Regions from separate parts of the Homo sapiens genome. Here regions 2, 3, 4 and 5 are each linked to region 1. Evidence: chromatin contacts called from ENCODE Hi-C data. All regions are on one chromosome and are shown on one strand. The core of a region is the stretch at or near the end of the contact, and the rest is flanking DNA. Distances in the headings are between cores, read along the strand shown. Region 1 holds the start of PSMD6 (proteasome 26S subunit, non-ATPase 6). Region 2 holds the start of PDHB (pyruvate dehydrogenase E1 subunit beta). Region 3 holds the start of TMF1 (TATA element modulatory factor 1). Region 4 holds the start of PPP4R2 (protein phosphatase 4 regulatory subunit 2). Region 5 holds the start of CCDC66 (coiled-coil domain containing 66).

The links. A loop is a pair of places that touch in the nucleus more often than their neighbours do. Pooled maps may share reads with other maps.
Region 2: a loop to region 1 is called in a pooled map, with 14 times the contacts of the local background. The contact joins the promoter of PDHB here to the promoter of PSMD6 in region 1. A Hi-C loop is called at or near these places in 4 of 50 pooled maps.
Region 3: a pooled map shows a loop between it and region 1 (4-fold over the local background). The contact joins the promoter of TMF1 here to the promoter of PSMD6 in region 1. A Hi-C loop is called at or near these places in 4 of 50 pooled maps.
Region 4: a loop to region 1 is called in a pooled map, with 5 times the contacts of the local background. The contact joins the promoter of PPP4R2 here to the promoter of PSMD6 in region 1. A Hi-C loop is called at or near these places in 2 of 50 pooled maps.
Region 5: a loop to region 1 is called in a pooled map, with 6 times the contacts of the local background. The contact joins the promoter of CCDC66 here to the promoter of PSMD6 in region 1. A Hi-C loop is called at or near these places in 2 of 50 pooled maps.

Annotation. Positions count from the first base shown.
Region 1 is chr3:64,022,213-64,024,912 of GRCh38, reverse strand. It overlaps PSMD6 (proteasome 26S subunit, non-ATPase 6), which reads left to right and starts at 1,419. Exons shown (of 8, transcript NM_014814.3): 1 at 1,419-1,638; 2 at 2,390-2,595. The coding sequence starts at 1,494. It overlaps LOC105377121 (a long non-coding RNA gene), which reads right to left and starts at 838. Exons shown (of 3, transcript XR_940906.3): 1 at 762-838; 2 at 171-288. RefSeq lists a silencer at 1,211-1,310 and enhancers at 873-1,494, 1,461-1,810, 1,495-2,117.
Region 2 is chr3:58,432,475-58,435,174 of GRCh38, reverse strand. It overlaps PDHB (pyruvate dehydrogenase E1 subunit beta), which reads left to right and starts at 1,343. Exons shown (of 10, transcript NM_000925.4): 1 at 1,343-1,407; 2 at 1,491-1,544. The coding sequence starts at 1,366. It overlaps LOC107986092 (a long non-coding RNA gene), which reads right to left and starts at 1,580. Exons shown (of 4, transcript XR_007095933.1): 1 at 933-1,580. RefSeq lists enhancers at 1-325, 1,368-1,587 and a silencer at 1,068-1,307.
Region 3 is chr3:69,050,927-69,053,626 of GRCh38, reverse strand. TMF1 (TATA element modulatory factor 1) reads left to right here and starts at 1,294. Exons shown (of 17, transcript NM_007114.3): 1 at 1,294-1,682. The coding sequence starts at 1,541. RefSeq lists an enhancer at 1,233-1,702.
Region 4 is chr3:72,995,523-72,998,222 of GRCh38, reverse strand. PPP4R2 (protein phosphatase 4 regulatory subunit 2) reads right to left here and starts at 1,412. Exons shown (of 9, transcript NM_174907.4): 1 at 1,152-1,412; 2 at 65-146. The coding sequence starts at 1,185. It overlaps LOC124909395 (a long non-coding RNA gene), which reads left to right and starts at 1,032. Exons shown (of 2, transcript XR_007095961.1): 1 at 1,032-1,116. RefSeq lists enhancers at 428-477, 1,738-1,787 and a silencer at 928-1,557.
Region 5 is chr3:56,555,847-56,558,546 of GRCh38, reverse strand. CCDC66 (coiled-coil domain containing 66) reads right to left here and starts at 1,372. Exons shown (of 18, transcript NM_001141947.3): 1 at 1,294-1,372. The coding sequence starts at 1,304. RefSeq lists enhancers at 957-1,116, 585-1,256, 1,257-1,929.

The DNA.
Region 1 (2,700 bases), core at 170-2,669:
CAAAAGTTTAGCAGTGGTGGAGAGCTATTTAATAGTATTTTTTTTTTACTCTTCATATTTTCTCTATCATTTGAGTTGTCTTCAAAATGCTTGTTTCATTTTTATAGAAACAAATAATAGATTTAAATTATGTGATGATGCCTACTGCCTGTGAGATGTGGCAGTCTCACCTGTTTCAGCAGCTGTGTAAACTGGTTCAGCTCTTTTGGAAAACCATTTAACATTAAATATCCCCAAGTCACAAAATCCTTCTTCCCTTTGTCCGTTATTCCTTCATGGGATTTTATGCTAAGGAAAAAGATGCAAAACATGAAGTGATCTAGACATCCAAAGTCTTCATCCAAGTTTTTATATTAGGTAAGTAAAAACTCTGGTCAACCTAAAGACACCTCTAACAGAGGGAAGAGTGAAAGTAAATTATGGTAAATCCATTAGATGGAATTTAGGCCAGGCATGGTGGCCCACACCTGTAATCCCAGCACTTTGGACGACTGAGGCGGGGGAATCACTTGAGGTCAGAAGGTCAAGACCAGCCTGGCCAACATGGTGAAACCCCGTCTCTACTAAAAATACAAAAATTAGCCCGGCATGGTGGTGCAGGCCTGTAATCCCAGCTACTTGGGAGGCTGAGGCAGGAGAATCGATTGAAGCTGGGAGGCAGAGGTTGCAGTGAGCCAAGATTGTGCCACTGCACTCCAGCCTGGGTGACAGGGCAAGACTCCGTTTCAAAAAAAAAAGGAATTTAATGTAAAGATTACCACCTCTGAAGATCTGTAGCAATGTGAACAAAAGGAAGCTGAAAATGCAGGCATGTAATGATTTAATTTATGTGTAAACAAAACGATGATGCTGTTGTACTATGACGTAGAATCCTGGGTGCAGTTTTTTTTTCTTCTTAAAACCGCAGAAAGAATGTGGATTTTAGAGTTCTAGATAGGGGTTTTCATTTAGGCCTTGCGACATGGCTGTTACATGACCTTGGTTGGTCTGTTTCCCTAACCTCTTTGTGCCTCATTTGTCTTACCTACTAAATAGGCTAATAGTACTACCTCGCAGCATGAAGATGATTTTAATAAGATGAATGAGAGTAACGACTCGACAAACTATGGTGATTGTTTTTATTAATGCTGTTATTACATTTTCAGTTTTCAAAAAATTTTAAGCTCCCATCAGTTACAAACGGAAAGTAAAATAGCTAAAAAGGGAGTGAGAAAGAGATTCAAGAAATTGGGCTTTTGAGTTGGGCTGCACCCACTCTGGGACTCCGCAGGGGGCCTTGAGGGTGGAAAAGCCCCCGTGACCACACAGGGGCGCAGGCGCCCAGGCCGGGTGAGGCGTTCCCGGAGGTGTCCAGCAGAGGACGCTGCCGGCGGAGACGGGACCGGAAGCCGGGCCGCAGGCGGCCGGGCGTATTCGCCGACTCCTCCCGCTTCCGCTGCCGCAGCCGGTCGTAACCAAGTTGTGTCCTGTCAGCCGCTGTCCCCTTCGCCGCGATGCCGCTGGAGAACCTGGAGGAGGAGGGTCTGCCCAAGAACCCCGACTTGCGTATCGCGCAGCTGCGCTTCCTGCTCAGCCTGCCCGAGCACCGCGGAGACGCTGCCGTGCGCGACGAGCTGATGGCGGCCGTCCGCGATAACAGTGAGGCCCGCACGAGCGCCGAGTCAGCGGCCTAGGCCTGGGCCGTCCCCGCGTTCCGGAGCCTGCGGGGACTTTTTTTGATGGAGCTCCAGACCCCTCTGACGGGGTCTCAGAGACCAGGCCTGGCTTCTCCGGCCCTTAGGGTTTTGCTTTGGTTTGGGGATACCCTGGGGGACCTCGACTTGCCTCAGCGGGGTCTGCATCTCTCTGTGCCGCCTTCCCCTGTAAGGGCAGCTTGGGGGAGAATCGTGAGGCATTAATATTTACCCCTGTGCTAGGCACAGAGTAAAGGCCCCGTGACTTTCTGTCAGTGGGGACTGCTCCCGGGCGCGGGGTATTCCTGTGGGAGAGTTCAGCTTGCCTGTGGAAGGGAAATTTGGGTTCGGTTCTTTCTGGCCCTTCTGTAGTGAATGTGTATGTTTGAACATATGTATGTGAGTATGTGTGTATAAAAAGTCTTTCCCTGTTTGAAGACTTTTGGAACAGAATCCGGCAAGAGCAAACCGAGGATTGCCCTCCCTCCAGCCCTAGTAGAGGTTGGCATTGCCAGGATTGGCCGTCACGCAAACCTCCCACCAGCATACGTTTATGTTTTGCCAAGCCGATTATTAAGCGCCATCGCATGCCTTCCTGTTAGTGGGGAAGAGACTGGTGGATGACTTGTGGCGGGGCGGGGGGTGAAATACGTGGGCAGACTTTGACTTGAGGGCACAAGTGTCCCCACTCACACATCCCTCTTTTTGCATGTTAGACATGGCTCCTTACTATGAAGCCTTGTGCAAATCCCTCGACTGGCAGATAGACGTGGACCTACTCAATAAAATGAAGAAGGCAAATGAAGATGAGTTGAAGCGTTTGGATGAGGAGCTGGAAGATGCAGAGAAGAATCTAGGAGAGAGCGAAATTCGCGATGCAATGATGGCAAAGGCCGAGTACCTCTGCCGGATAGGTGACAAAGTGAGTAGAGATGGTTTTCCCTCTCTGTAGTTAGTATAGGCTAAAATTGGAGACTATTCCAGGTAATCGTTTCTCATTAAAAAAATTAACTTCGTTTTAGAAAAA
Region 2 (2,700 bases), core at 94-2,593, 5.6 Mb after region 1:
TCCATAGAAGGGAATGTTTGGAATGTCTTGGGGATGGGTGGAGACTGGGTGCTCAATTGTCCCATCTGACCCCCAAGGGCCAAATTAAGACTAATGAGCTTCCAGAGGTTGTCCCTATGGCCAAGTGTTTGGCACCTCCCCATAAGGGAGGAGACCACCCCTCATATTGTCTTATGCCCAATTTCTGCCTCCAAAGAAAGAAAAAGTAAAAACTAAAAGGCAGAAATGAAATCCACAAACAGACAGCCTGGTGCCACACCCTGGGCCTGGTAAAGATCGACCCCGACCTAATCGGTTATGTTAACTATAGATTACAGACATTGTATAGAAAAGCACTGTGAAAATCCCTATCCTGTTCCAGTCTAATTACCGGTGCTTGCAGCCCCTAGTCACATACCCCCTGCTTGCTCAATCAATCATGACCCTCTCACGCACACCTCCTTAGAGCTGTGAGCCCTTAAAAGGGACAGGAATTGCCCATTCAGGGAGCTCGGCTCTTGAGACAAGAGTCTTGCCCATGCCCCTGGCCGAATAAACCCCTTCCTTCTTTAACTCGGTGTCTGAGGAGTTTCGTCTGCGGCTTGTCCTGCTACATCCATAGGGCCGCCCTTCTCTAAAGTTGTTGTAACCTTCCCCCAAGCAGGAATCCACTTCTGCTTTAGGAAGCAGTGGGAAAAAGACCATGCTTTAGAGTCAAGACAGTCCTAAATTAAAATATCGGCTCATTTAATCAATTTCTGCTTCAGTTTAACCGTCTTCAAAATGGAGATAATAATAACACTAATTACCCAAGTGGGGTACTGTGAGAATGAGCTATACAGCACATATCTCAATGCTTGGCTCACAGTAGGTGCTTAATGCAATCAATGAAAGCTATGATGTGCATTATAAGGAATCAACAGACAGCACTGTCCAGGGAAGACTAGACTCACTCATGAAGTGTTAAGTTCCCCATCAGTAGAGCGTGTGCAAGCACTTCTTGGTGCCCAAAGGATTCCAGCACCCACAACAGGTTGGCCTAACTCTTAAGGTCTCTCCAGCTTCCAGAGATCATGCTCCTCAGGGTCTGACTTCTAGTCCCCACGCTTCAAGTAACACCGACCAGGCACGTGTGCCCAGCGTGCACCCCGCCTGTCGGTCACCGCCTACTGTCAATAAAGTTGATTTGAGGCGGCTCCAGGCAGAGGGGCACGGCCACCCACACGCCACCTCAGCCCGGCCCCGCGGCCCCTCACCCGGTGGGCGGGTGGGCGGGTCACGCAGCCGGCGCGCCTTGCCATTGGCCCGCGCCGGTGGAGGCGGGGCCTGCTCACGTCTGCCGGCCCCTCTGTTGTCGTTTGGCAGCGGATAGAGGACACGACCAAGATGGCGGCGGTGTCTGGCTTGGTGCGGAGACCCCTTCGGGAGGTAGGCAGCAGCGCGCGGCCTGTATTCCCACGCGACCCCTGCCCACCCTGCGTCCCGCCGTCATCTTCCTCTCTCCCTGCCAGGTCTCCGGGCTGCTGAAGAGGCGCTTTCACTGGACCGCGCCGGCTGCGCTGCAGGTAACAGGCGCGGGTGCTCGTCGGACGAGGGCGGGGAGGGTCCCCCCTTCTCTCGGGAAGGAGGCCGGAGTCGCGCCTGCGCTGTGGCCTTCCGGCGCCGTGGGCCTTGGGTTTGCGGAGCCAGCATCCTCCGTGGAGCTCCTGCTGCCTCTGTCGCCGCCTGGCAATTAGCACACCGGCGAGTCACCACCTCACAGCTGGCTGGGCAATGGGGGAAAACTAAGACTAGGCGTTTCCTCCCTCACTCCATGTTTTTTTCTTTAAATTGCAGCAAAATAGACCTAACTTAAAATGTACTTTTTAGAAGTGTATAATTCAGTGGCATTAAGTACATTCACCATGTTGTACAACCATTAACCACCATCCATTTCCAGAACTTTTTAATCATCCCAAGCAGAAACTGTCCATTACTCGGTAACTCCTCATTTCCCTTCCCCAAACCCCTGGTAACCCCTGTTGTACTTTTCTGTCTTTATGAGGTTGCCTATTCTAGAACTTCTTATAAGTGGCATCATTTGTCCTTTTGTGTCTGGCTTATCTCAGCGTAATGTCCTCAAGGTTCATCCATGTTGTAGCATGCGTCAGAGTTTGATTCTTTCCTAAGGCTGAATAATATATATATGTATATTTTTTTGAGATAGTCTCCCTCTGTCACCCAGGTTGGAGTGCAGTGGCGCGATCTCAGCTCACTGCAACCTCCACCTCCTGGGCTCAAGGGATTCTCGCGCCTCACACTCCTGAGTAGCTGTGATTAGATGCCGGTGCCACCACACCGGGCTAATTTTTGTATTTTTAGTACAGACAGGGTCTCACCATATTGCCCAGGCTGGTCTTGAACTCCTGGCCTCAAGTGATCTGCCTGCCTTGGCCTCCCAAAGTGCTAGGATTACAGGCATGAGCCACCTCGCTCAGCCCGACATTTTCTTTTTTTTTTTTGAGACGGAGTTTTGCTCTTGCTGCCCAGGCTAGAGTGCAGTGGCACTATCTCAGCTCACTGCAATCTCTGCCTCCTGGGTTCAAGCAATTCTGCCTCAGCCTCCCGAGTAGCTGGGATTACAGGCACCCGCCACCACACCCGGCCAATTTTTGTATTTTTAGTAGAGAATGGGTTTCACCATGTTGGCCAGGGTGGTCTCGAACTCCTGACCTCAAGTGA
Region 3 (2,700 bases), core at 45-2,544, 5.0 Mb before region 1:
GAAGATGATTATAACTTCTTAAGGGGTTCAATCTGATTTTTTAAAAGAAAAATAATTCTTTTTTGCAGAGTTCCTTGCAGTGGGGTAAAATATTCAAATATGGGAGGCAGGCATATAAGGTAAATAATCACAGCAGGGAGGGTGTAATAGGATGAGTGATAGGGGTCTGTGGCAAACTGGAGTGAGTGAAAATTATTTGGTGACCACTCTGGCTGACTATTCCCATGCTTGGTATTCATATTTTTCAAAAGCAGCTGGAAATCTAGATTTTTGAATGAAATCTGGCTTTTAGTTAGGATTTTGTCTTTAACTTGGGCCCAAACCAAATATAGCTGCAGACTGGATTAGGAAGGCCACCAATTTAAGGTATTTTCCCATGTCCAAATGTTCGAAGAGAATGCACACAGAAAAGGTTATGTTTTAAGTAATATGCACAGTGCACATTGTTAGGATAACAGCTTTAGTGCTTCCTAGGTGTCTTAGTCCATTTGGACTGCTGTAACAAATTGCCATAAACTGGGTGGCTTATAAGCAGTAGCAATTTGTTTCTTAACAGTTCTAGAGGCTGAGAAGTCCAAGATAAGGAGCCGGCAGATTTGGTGTCTGGTGAGGGCTGCTATTCTGGCTTAGAGTTGGTGCCTTCTTGCCGTGAGCTCCCTTGGGCCTCTCTTATAAGGGCACTAACCCCATTTATGAGGGCTCCATCATCATCTAATCATCTCCTAAAGGCTCCCCTTAATACTGTCCCATTGGAGATTAGGTTTCAACATAGGAATTTGTGCAGGGGACACCGACAGACCACAGTATTAGGGGTATTTTGACTGCAGCAATGAGTTTACTACTATTTTGAGAGAGAGGTTGTGCTTTATGCACCATGTGTTCCACGAGTTGGACACAGTGTTCATACGTGATCCTGTCTTTTAGGCAAGCCCAAACAAGTGTTTCTCCTTACAATACCAAGTTAATACAGAGCTTATTAAATATTTGAGACAAAGGGCTAAGAGAAGTGTGAGGCCCAATTTCCCTTTGCAATTATTGCTGGCAAGGTGCAAGCTTTTAGCACGTGAACTATTTTCCTGGAAAGCACACACACGAAAACTTGAATATTCCTTCCGGGGAAATCGACCTCTATCGGTAGCCATAGCTTCCCCTTCGCTAAGAACTGCTGTAAGCACGAAATCGACATCAATAGAAACCCTTCCGCGTTCCTCGGTAACTAACGGCAACCCTGCGCTCCCGGATGTGACGTCAACGTTCTTCTGTTCTTCCGTCTGTCGACCGAACTCTGGGCTCGTAGATTTGGTTGCTGTGTACGTGGAAGAAGCAAGCGCATGCGCACATGGGCCCCCTTCGTCTCAGCTGTGCGGGAACGGCCGAGGGTAACATCCCGGGCTCGCGGGAGGCTGTCGGGGTAATGGCCACACGCTGACAGAACCAGCCGAGTGGAAAAGGGGAGCGAAGCCGTTCCTCTGCACCCTTCCCCAGGCCTGAGGCCTTCCCGCTTGGTGCTGCCGCCGCCACTGCCGGCTGAGGAGGGGCGATGAGTTGGTTCAACGCCTCCCAGCTCTCCAGCTTCGCTAAGCAGGCCCTGTCCCAGGCCCAGAAGTCTATTGACAGGGTTCTGGACATCCAGGAAGAGGAGCCGAGCATCTGGGCCGAGACCATTCCGTATGGAGAGCCGGGTAAGAGAGAGAGGAGCGGGGTTCCTGGCTCCCGGAGGCTGCTGTTCTCTTGATGCAGGCAGGTTAAGTGGTGTAGAGAGGGGTCCTTCCTTGCTGAGAGAGTTTTCAGGAAGTAATTTCTCCCCGGCCCGTTCCCTAATGCTGCTTCAGCCTCCAAGTCGGTCTTTGCTGTTTTCCTGAGGGAAAACCCAGATCCAGGTTCCCCCTTGTCTTTCTTTGGTCCTGGGTGCGAGGCTTGTGGACTTGGATGACAGGGGACTTGGTTGGTTGGTCTTGCCCTCAAGCTCTCCCTCGACGCAGCTTCCAAGCACAACCTTCCCGAACCTGAACCTCGAATTGCTTCGCGTCTCGGGCACTGTTGGGATCCAAGGTCTGAAGTACGTAAATCATCAGGGAAGGGAAGAACAATCGCTAACAGTCAGTGAACATTTCGCGCTTGGTAGCGCGTAATGTGGTTTTATGTTGTTGTTGAGACGGAGTCTCACTCCGTCGCCCAGGCTGGAGTGCAGTGGCGCGATCTCGGCTCACTGCAACCTCCGCCTCCCAGGTTCTAGCGATTCTCCTTCCCCAGCCTCCCTAGTAGCTGGGATTACAGGCGCCCACCACCACGCCCGGCAACTTTTTGTATTTTTAGTAGGGACGGGGTTTCACTATGTTGGCCAGGCTGGTGGAACTCCTGACTTAAGGCGATCCACCCACCTCGGCCTCCTAAAGTGCTGGGATTACAGGCACGAGCCTGTAATGTGCTTTTTTATGGCCTTCTCATCTTCAGAACAACTCCCAGAGAGAGCTTGGTTTATATCCGTGTTTTACATAAGAGGAAAATGAGGCCCAGAATGGCCAAGTAACTTGCTCTAGGTCACACGGCGGAGGAGGATTAGAATGTGCCGGAGGTATTAGCCGGAAAATGTGTGACCCAAGATTTCTGGATGGTATCACATTTTATTTCTGAATAGCCAAGTCTCTCTTTGCAGTTTCATTGAGCTTAATCTTTCAGGGATCTTCATTCAGTTGCTTT
Region 4 (2,700 bases), core at 163-2,662, 9.0 Mb before region 1:
CCTTTCCTGAGCAATTCTTAATAATGCACTGGTCTATAACGACAAATGCATGTTTTCAACTCACATTGTTTCTCCAGTCTTGGCTACATGACAAAGAAACTGATCCAGGACAGGACAAACTTCCTTTTTCCCCCTCTTCTCAAAATCTAGATGAAGGAAGAAAAAAAAACGTTATCAGTTTTCTCAAAAGCGCTCTAAAAACAAACTTTCCTCCTAGTCCTTTACCTTATTAAAAATCAATTAAATACAAAATTAAAAAAATAAGGCCTCTCAACCAAATTACCACCTCAATCCTCCAAGTTCTACTTCCAACATGTCACCCTCTTTACAGATAACAAGAATCCTCCTAAAGGGGGCACTCAACTTCACAAACCATTTTTAACGCAGTGCTTCTCGAAGTGTGGTCCGGGGGAACACCAGCATTATATTAAGCTGGGAATCCAGTGAAAATAAAAATCCCCAGGCCCCGACTCCCACCAATTGTTCATCTAAGTCCATAAATCTGCCTTTCTAAGAAGCACCAACTACCCCAAGTTGCCGTCCCCAAATGATTCTGAATGTCAAAGAATAATTCTCAAAACGCTGAAATCTCTCTACTCGAAGTTTGTAAGCCACTGTTCTCAAGCCTGTTGCGTGGAAGGCGTGCAATCAAGAACAGTGAAGGCAACCACCTCGAAATTAGGGCGCGGAAAGATGACTTCAAAAGCCCTGAAAAAGGCATACTGAGACAACTTAAAAGTTGCGATGCTACCCCCTACCCCCGCCCCCACCAACCGTTTACTTTTTCTCCCACCCCAACGCCTAGCGTACGGGTAGCCTGGTGGAGAAAAGAGGATATCTGGGAGGGAGGGGTCTGCGGGTCCGCCACTCGTCCCCTGAACGGGTGGGAGAAAGACTGGGGCCCCCGCAAGAGTTTCCCCGGCTCCCCTCCCCCAGCCCAGACGCCGGCGGCCGACACAAAGCCAGAGCGGGGCGGGAGAGAGCTGCCCACAGGGCTCCCCGCCCCTGGGGAGGTGGAGGGGGATGGGAGCCCGGGAAGCACTCTCCCCACGCCGCGCCCGGCCCCGGTCCTCGGAACCATCCGCCCTGAAAGGAGAGAAGAGCGAGCCGGAGAAGGTGAGGGGGAATGGAGAGGGGGCAGCTACCCCCACCTTTCAGCGCCTCCTGGAGCCTCTCGACGTCCATGGCTTCCCGGAGTCCCTCACAGCCTCCGCCTCCCTCCGCGGGTCTCTTGGGGACCGGAACGCCTCCCCCCACCCCCCCGACGCCCTCCCCCTCCCTCGCACACACTCCGGCACGCAGGCGACCGGGGGGGGGAAACGAAGGGAGCCGGGGGAAGCGTGCGAGAGAGCAAGACCGACAGAGCGAGCACCTCCCCAAGCCGCTACCACCAACCCTCCAACATGGCGCCCGGTACGTCACCGCGCGCACGCTCCCTGCCGCCGTCCTCGCTCCCGCCGCGCGCTCCGGCCCGGAACCCGAGAGCGCGTGCGCGGCCGAGGTGTGACGCTGGGGCCCAGTGGCGTCTGCGTCCCGGCGGCTTCCAGAGCCTCAGCCCCAGCCCCAGCCCCAGGCCCAGGCTCCGCGGAGCTGAAGACTGGACGGTCAGGCGAGAGGGTTGCAGGCGGACTCCTAGGCTTTGAATCCCTGCCATTTCCTCTCTGTGTGAACTTAAGCTACTTACTTCGCCTGTCTGAGCCTCATTTTCCCCATCTGTACAGTAAGGGCACTGGTACTGATGCCCTATGCAGTTGCTGTGAGAATTCAGTGTATACACTTCACGTTCAGAATGCGCCTAAAAAACGTAGAGCGAGGCCGGGCAGGGGGCTCAGGCCGGTGATCCCAACACTTTGGGAGGGAGGCCGAGGCGAGAGGATCGCTTGAGCCCAGGAGTTCGAGACCAGTCTGGGTAACAAAATGACCCCGCTCCCTCGCCCTTCTCTATATAAAAATAAATACAGGCCGGGCGCGGTGACTCAAGCCTGTAATCCCAGCACTTTGGGAGGCTGGGGCGGGCGGAGCACCTGAAGTCAGGAGTTGAAGACCAACCTGGCCAACATGGCGAAACCCCGTCTCTACTAAAAATACAAAATGTAGTCGGGCGTGGTCGCTCGTGCCTGTAATCCCAGTTACTCGGGAGGCTGAGGCACGAGAATCGCTTGAATCCAGGAGGCGGAGGTTGCAGTGAGCCGATATCGCGCCACTGCCTCCAGCCTAGGCGACAAAGCGAGACTGTTTCAAAAAAATAATAATAAAATTAACAATACATACATACACTAAGCATTGCTAATAATCCTAACAAGAATACCTCCCTGCTTAACCCAACGTTCGTTCGTCACTGGCCCACCTGTGGCAAGAAGTAATGTATACAGCAAAGTCATTAAGAGCTCAAGGTTTGGAATCAATATTCAAATCCCAACTCAACTACTTACTCCTTGTGTGGCCCTGAAGTAGTTACCTAAACTCAGGCAGCTTCAGGGTTCTTATTTATAAAATGAGGGTTGTAAAACGGCCACGAGGATTGAGTGAAATGGCAAATGTGAAACATTTGGCACAGTGCGTGAAACCTGGAACACTCAACGTGGCTGGGTTTTTATTACCACTGTTAGCATTATTACATGACATAATCTCCCAGGAGGTAGGAGAGGGCGGAAACCTCAGAAGTCCTCTGCAGCCCTGACATTTTACAAATGGGAAAGC
Region 5 (2,700 bases), core at 123-2,622, 7.5 Mb after region 1:
GCTGTTACCAAAACTCCTCACATAAGTTAAAGGAACAAGATATATTTAACCGCCATTCATTAGTTTCATAATGAACTCATGACTAAAACATTCTATGGAGTGCTGGAGCATCGATATGACTACTAACAATGCCATCAAGGTTAGTAACTGCTTGAGCAAAGAGTACCACTTTCAATATTTCAAATAATACATAGTGATATTTAGTATGGTGCTTTATACGTGCATATCAGAAGCAAAGGCATAAAGTAACAGTAGCCACTGCCAACAAAACTTGAACGTCTGTTAAGGTCCTAAAACTCCACTGAGAACAAAAATGGCAGCCCATACATACAGTCCATAATTCAGAGAGAGAAAATTAAATCCAGCAAGCCAGTCAAGGGAGAGAGAGGCTGGGAAAGGTCTGATTAGGAATGCGAAATTTGCGGTGTTGCTCAGGTAGGGGAAATCAAATTACCTCACCTTAACTATTAAAGGTAAAACACTGGAAAGAATAGGTTTTACGGCTTTCCTTATTGTAGGGTTATGAACAGTTCGTGTTTATGTTGGTGAAACGTCACCAAGAAAGAAAAGAGCTTCAATGGTAAAGTACCTTCAATGACGCACTGCACTGTAATCTCCTTAAGGGACACACTATCTTATTTATTTCCATATCCCCAGATTCTAAAACATAATAACATTTGCTGAACGATGTGTAGTTAGGTCTGAGTTTGGTGGCTTCTCATCTTCTCAAAATATCAAACTTGCGAGTGATGAAGACCATGCACCAGCCCTTTTTATTTATTCACCCCTACTTAAGGAGCGCCTACTAGGTGTTAGGCACTGGTACTACATCGATTTCTTGAGAAGCCTGGTTCCCCGCCTCGTGGGCCTAAAACGAATTTGGGCGTTTCAACATTCTGCAAGACTCCAAAAACAAGGTGGCGAAGAACCCGGGGCATGGGCCAGGAGTCCTCCCCAGGAGCCGCCACGCTTCCTCTAACTGTCTCGTCATTTCTCTCCTTTCCTCCTCACCTCTCTTCCCTCCTCATCCTGAGGTAAATAAGGGACCGAAAGGGGATCACTGGCAGTTTTAATGCTAGTCATTAAGTGAAAACGTAAGGTCTGTGGAGTCGCTAAGGGCCGACCCATCTGCCTCGATCTTCTACCCGAGAACTGGGCTCTGCCCCTCTCGGCGGCGCAGGTTGGGAACGTTCTCCAGTAAAGACTCCAAGGGACAACCCAGACACACATGCCTCCCTCTCCGCTGACGACCACCTTGCTTACCCCAGCTTACCCCAGCTTACCCCTGCTTACCCCAAGTTCATGGCCTGACCTCGCACTCTCTCCACAGAACGCTCAAGCCCCTTGTGTACGTCGGTTGCCGCCGCCGCTCAGCAAGCGCTACGCCAATTGGATATAGGGGTGCCGGCGAGCTGAGCAAGTGGACCAATCAGGGTGGGGCATGCTGGCGGGTGCGCTGAGCTGGGCCGGGGCTCCCGCGGGGACGGTTGCGTATGCCGTTTGTTCCCCTTTTGTGCCCCGTTTGTGCCGTTTGTTCCCCTACGCACAGCGGAATTTGGCCTGACCCGGCTTATGAGTCTAAAGCTTCGGTGGCGGAGACCTGCGCTTCTCGCAATTGTAGCCTTCCAAAGCGCGTACACAGACACACACACACACACACACACACACACACACACACACACACACACACACACACACACACACCTTTTTGGGGTCACCATTTGCAAGTAAGTTACAGACATTGTAACACTTAACCCTTTAACATTGCAGACATTGTAACACTTAACCCTTTAACATTGCAGCATGTATCTCCTAAGAATAGATGTTCTGCTACATAACCGCAGTACAATTATTATACCTAAGATCATTAATTTCATAATAATTCTCTTCCCGATTTAATTTCCCCCACTTGTCCTAAGAATATCTTATAGGCATTTTATTTAGAAAGCAAGAGCCAATCGCGCCACTGCATTCCAGCAGCTTGGGCGACAGAGTGAGACTCCGTCTCAAAAAAAAAAAAAAAAAATGCAAGAGCCGATCAAGGATCACACATTACATTTGGTTGTTAAGTATCTTTGCACACACTCTTTCCAGACAAAAACAATGAAAGGTATTAATTATTAAATGCCTGACAAACCTTTACTTTTTTATTTTTTATTGTTGTAATATGTGTGTTAAAATTTGCTATTTTTAGCCATTTTCAAGTGACAATTCCATGATACAATGTTGTGGAATACGCCAGTATATTTTTCCAAAAGCTTTTTAGTACCCCCAAATAAAAATTCTGTACCCATTAAGCAACAACTTCCCATTTTCCTCTCCCCTCAATCCTAAGAAACCTCTAATCTTATTTCTGTCTCTAGGAATTTGCCTATTATAGATACTTCATGTCATAAAAGTGGAATCATACAATATTTGTCCTTTTGTGTCTTCTCTCAAGTAACATAATGTATTCAAGGTGCATCCATGTTGTAGGATGTATCAGAGCTTCATATCTGTTTATGATTGAATAGTATTCCATTCTATGTATATATATACCACAATTCGTTTACTCATTCATCCATTAATAGACATTTGGGTTGTTTCCATCTTTTAGTTATTGTGAATAATGCTGTAGTGAACACTGATGTACAAGTATCTGTTTGAATCCCTATTTTCAATTTTCTTGGTATACACCTAAGAGTGGAATTACTGGGTCAC